Linked DNA regions of Homo sapiens: region 1 is linked to region 2. The links are chromatin loops, found by intact Hi-C in ENCODE. Cell type or tissue: OCI-LY7. All regions are shown on one strand.

Evidence for each region. Hi-C counts contacts between places; a loop is a spot of excess contacts. Peaks named below come from ENCODE experiments on the same cell type or tissue, not always from the same donor. Only the 100,000 strongest peaks of a DNase experiment are listed, where the experiment ranks them.
Region 1: a loop joins it to region 2, with 7 times the contacts of the local background. A loop is called at or near these places in 6 of 110 quality-filtered maps.

Annotation. Positions count from the first base shown.
Region 1 is chr17:39,206,011-39,208,510 of GRCh38, reverse strand. No RefSeq gene overlaps it. Among named protein-coding and RNA genes, the nearest start is that of RPL19, 7.0 kb to the right of the region's middle. RefSeq lists an enhancer at 1,060-1,319. In OCI-LY7, a CTCF peak has its summit at 1,371 (motif pointing left); DNase peaks (open chromatin) are centred at 40, 280 and 1,330; H3K4me3 peaks cover 1,274 bases; H3K27ac peaks cover 1,399 bases.
Region 2 is chr17:39,546,932-39,549,431 of GRCh38, reverse strand. It overlaps a transcript of CDK12 not described here. Among named protein-coding and RNA genes, the nearest start is that of NEUROD2, 60 kb to the left of the region's middle. In OCI-LY7, a CTCF peak has its summit at 1,361 (motif pointing left); a DNase peak (open chromatin) is centred at 1,331.

The DNA of each region.
Region 1 (2,500 bases), 340 kb after region 2:
TGCTTTGCAGGAAGCCAGCCTAGGTTAGCCCTGCCGTAGCCTCAGAGGCAGTACTGGAAGGAGGCCAGGCCCCTCTGTACCCTCTTCTCCAGCTCACAGCCCTGCAGTAGCAGCTGTGCTCAGTGCCTCTGCTGCACCCCAATCTGAATCACACCCTCCCACGTCGGGAGACTGCAGCCTGGGAATCAGAGTCAGGCGCCAGTGTTCGTGCAGCACTGAGGTTCTGCACACCCCACTTGTGTCTGCCACCAGCCAGTAGCCAGCCTAGCCCCCCCACCCCCGGCCTGTTTGCCGCACTGCTGAGCACAGCAGAAGAGTCACTGGCTCCTCTGGGTCTCTGTTTCCTCCTCTAGAAAATCAAGCATTGGGTTTGCTCAGGGATTCTTTACGTGGTAAGGGTGTGGGTCACGAGCTCCTTGAAAGGGTGTGGAATTATATGATAGGGACACTTGTATGCTCTTGAAAGAAAAAACATTTTTTTTTACAATTTTTTTTTTTTCCCCTGAGATGGAGTCTCTCTCTGTCACCCAGGCTGGAGTGCAGTGGCTCAATCTCGGCTCACTGCAACCTTTGCCTCCTGGGTTCAAGTGATTCTCCTGCCTCAGCCTCCCGAATACCTGGAATTACAGGCGCGTGCCACCACGCCTGGCTAATTTTTGTATTTTTAGTAGAGCCAGGGTTTCACCATGTTGACCAGGCTGGTCTCTAACTCTTGACCTCAAATTATACACCCGCCTCGGCCTCCCAAAGTGCTGGGTTTACGAGCGTGAGCCACCGCGCCCAGCCAACAAATTATTTTTGATATTTTTGTTTTAGAGACAGGGACTTATTATGTTGCCCAGGCTGGCATGCAGTGTCTATTCACAGGCACCGTCATAGCTCACTGCAGCCCCAAACTCCTGGGCTCACGTAGCCCTTCCCAGTCAGCCTCCAGAATAACTGGGACTACAGGCTCACGCCAATGTGCCTGACAGGACACATCTTTTCTTTTTTCTTTTTCCATAAGTAAGGAAACAAGAGGACACATCTTTTAATCAGATTTTCTCAAGGCTACAGGACCCGGAAAAGATCCAGCAGTTACTTTAGGGGTTCTTTCTGCTTGGGGCTCCTGTGGGAGTGGATCCCTCCTAGGCACTGGCCTGGGAAGAGGTTGGAGGACCATGGTGGAAAGAGGCCAACTTCAGGCCTGGGGTGAGGTTAGGAAAGAAGTGGGGAAACCCAAGGCCTTCCAAGAGGTGGGTTCCTACAACTTCCTAACCCATCTCTTTCTCCCGCCCCCGAGAACAGACAAAAACAAAACCAAAAAAAAACTCCAGTGAGGCAGCAGCTGACACCTGCATTGACCTGTGAGCGAGTAGCACCATCTTCTGGTCCAGGGTGGAAACCAGCTTCTGCGCTGCAGGCTCTGGAATCCTGGGAGGGTCTCATATTGGGTTACCTCATTCTCCTTCCTGACATTTTTTTTTTTTTGGTTGGGGGTTGGGGGGAAGGGTCTGGCTCTGTCACCAAGGCTGGAGTGCAGTGGTGCAATCTTGGCTCACTGCAGCTTCCACCTTTCGGGTTCAGGTGATCCTACCACCTCAGCCTCCTGAGTAGCTGGGACTACAGGGGTGCACCACCATGCCCGGCTAATTTTTGTATTTTCTGTAGAGATGGGTTTTCGCCATGTTGCCCAGGCTAGTCTCAAACTCCTGGACTCAAGCAGTTCTCCCGCTCGGCCTCCAAAAGTGCTGGGATTACAGGCGTGAGCCACCACACCCAGCTTCTCCTTCCTGTCATCTCTCTACTGCATGGAGGGGTTGGGGGTGGGCAGTCTCCACTACCCCTCCTCCTCTGGGCCAGGCCTGGGAAGCAGGTGTCCCACACACCAAGCTGGGAGCTTGGCCAAGACCCTTCCCTTTCTAGGCCTCAGCTTCCCCACTTCAAAGGGCAAGAGCTAATGGGTGAAACACGCTGGCCGCTCCAGTGGCCAGGGGGATCCAGAAGCCAGTGTCCTCTCATCCCAGGCTGTGAGGCATACGATGGGGGGTCCTCTGGACATTTTCTTTTTCTTGAGATGGAGTTTCACTCTTATTGCCCAGGCTGGAGTGCAATGGCTCTCGGCTCACTGCAATCTCTGTCTCCCGGTTCAAGCGATTCTCCTGCCTCAGCCTCCCAAGTGGCTGGCATTACAGGCATGTGCCACCATGTCTAGCTTATTTTGTATTTTTAGTAAAGATGGGTTTTCTTCACGTTGGTCAGGCTGGTCTCGAACTCCCGACCTCAGATGATCTGTCCACCTCGGCCTACCAAAGTGCTGGGATTACAGGCGTGAGCCACTGTGCCCGGCTTCCTTGGGACATTTCTAAGTGTGGGCTTCCCTGCCTTCTGCTACCCACCTGCCCATCCTGCCCAGAATGGCATGAGGACGCCAGAGGCAGAGCTAGGAGTCTGCTGGCCCTGACACCATAGCCAACCTGCCATTCCCACTCAGGTCTTGCCCTTTTCCATCAGCCCATTA
Region 2 (2,500 bases):
AGCACTTCATAGGTAAAGGACCTGAAAGGACCCGTCCTGTTTATCTTTTCTTCAAGCAAAAAGAAGAAGCAGAGCTGTAGCGTGAAGTCACCTTGGCCTGGCTGCCTGGCAGGCAGTGAATAGGGTATCTCCCTTGATGAGCACTGACCGCTCTCCTCCTCCATACTTACGGTGTCCCTAGCATTTTAGGTAAGGCATTTGCCCCCTTCCACCCCTCTGCAAAGCCCTCTGGCCCCAAGCGATACAAAACTAATGGGCACTGAAAGCTGTTGGGAGAGGAGCTGGGAAAGTAGGGGTGACTAAGGGTGACACTCAGAATCCAGGCAAGAGTGGGGGTTTTGCCAACCCAGGGCCCCCGTCTGGCCTCCTTGGCAGCCTCAGCACCTCCTCACTTCACTTTAACGCTAATTGGAGATTTTAATCTGCACTGCTGCTCTGCTCGGGGTGCTGGGGGGAGCGCCAGCTGTGCAGTAATTCCAGCAGCACCGACTGTTTAATCAAGCTGTCCTCCTGGGGAGGGGCCCTCAGGCATGGGGGTAGGAAGGAGGAGGAGAACCTCTGTCATGTCCCTTAGCCTGTTCAGCCTGGAAGGGCTTCATGGAGATGGAGGGTCAATTGTGGAGTCCTCAGTCCCATAGAGGCCCCAGGGCCATTTGGCACCCCTAGCAGAAACACTGCCTGATACAGGGTGGGTATGAGGCTCATGGCCCAAAGCAGCCCACACTCCTATCCAGCTTTCTGACACCATTTTTGGCTCAGGGCCCTGGAATGTCCTGGGGTGTATTCCAGCCACTGAGGCTGCAAACATCCACTAGACCATCTTGAATTCTATAGGTTTGTGCTGGAGTAGGTGACGGGGAGACTAACTCTCCCAGGCTTCAGTCACCCCTAACACTTTCTCACTAACAAAACACTTTTCTTAGAACAATTATAAGAGATTTTTTCCCCCTAAAAACCACAGGCACCTCCACCATCTGGGTCGGAAAGTGACTGCCATTAAGGCAGGGGGACAACGGGGCATACAGCTGGAACCTGCTACACCTTAAGGGAGAGATGCACCTGTGCAAGGTGTTAAGTGCCTGGAAAGAGGGGGCTTCCCAAGTTCAGCTGGAAGCACATTGAGATGTCAGGCCACTAGAGCAAAGTGTTTAGGGGTCTCAGGCCATTTTCAAGGAAGAACAAGTGGTACCAAATATTTGTCTCACTTTTTGGGCCCATGCTCTCTGGGGCCCAGAGAGCCCCAGAGTTTCTGACCCCTGTTTTGGAGAAAGGGTGCCCTCATCCCCAAACTGTCTGCTAAGGGGCATGAGTTTTAATTGGCCAGCAGCGCCCTCGTGTGGCAGAAACCATGACTGCAGCTGCCCAACTGGCAGGCCTGTTCTGTGTGATCAGATAACCTGGTAGACAGAAGACATGAAGATAAGTTATAAATGCTGGTGCTCAAGGTACCCCATGCATACTTACTGCTTGACTACATCCAGGGACGTTTCTTGCTAACACTTGCTCTATCCCTCTGTCTACCTCAGCCCACCTGCTTCACCTCTAACTCAACCCATATGCCTACCAGGAGAGGGAGCACCTTACCCAGAGGTGGCACTTACTTGAGCTGCTGCATGTGCTGTCTGGATTGCAGGGATGAGAGAGGCACTGCAGAGAGAGGAGGCCTAGGGTCAAGAGGATAAGCTGATGTCACCTCCTATGCCCAGGATGCAGGGAGATGCTCTGCCCACACCTGACCCTGCAACTCTCAACAGCCCCCAGAGGAGAGCTGACACCTGAGCTCAAGACAGTAACACCTAGTAGTTGATTCTGCTTTATGGCCATCTATTCTCCACTTCCTGGAGGCATCTGGGAATGAGTATGGACAGATTCTCAGAGCCTAAGATCCTGGTCCTGGGAAATAGACACTAGATAAATCATCTTTCCTTTCGGAACAGTCTGGATATTATTAAAAACAAATGCACACATAAAACCATTCGCTCAAAAGATCCAGGTAGGCCAGGCGCAGTGGCTCACACCTGTAATCCCAGCACTTTGGGAGGCCAAGGCAGGCGGATCACCTGAGGTCGGGAGTTCGAGACCAGCCTCATCATCATGGAGAAACCCCATCTCTAATAAAAATACAAAAATTAGCCTGGCATAGTGGCGCATGCCTGTAATCCCAGCTACTCAGGAGGCTGAGGCAGGAGTATAGCTTGAATCCGGGAGGCAGAGGTTGCAGTGAGCCAAGATCGTGCCATTGCACTCCAGCTTGGGCAACAAAAGCGAAACTCCGTCTCAAAAAAAAAAAAAAAAAAAAAAATCCTAGTACTCTCCCAGGATAGCAAGCAACTAGGAAGAATGCACATCTGTGGCTTCAGATTTCTAGCCCCCAGAAGAAAGGCTACCTGTCATTAGACTCTCCCTCTCCAGTACCAAATACCATCTGTTTACTGGTCCATTCCCACACCCACTAAATGGGAAAAATGGTCATGAACTATAGAAAAAGGGATGGACATTT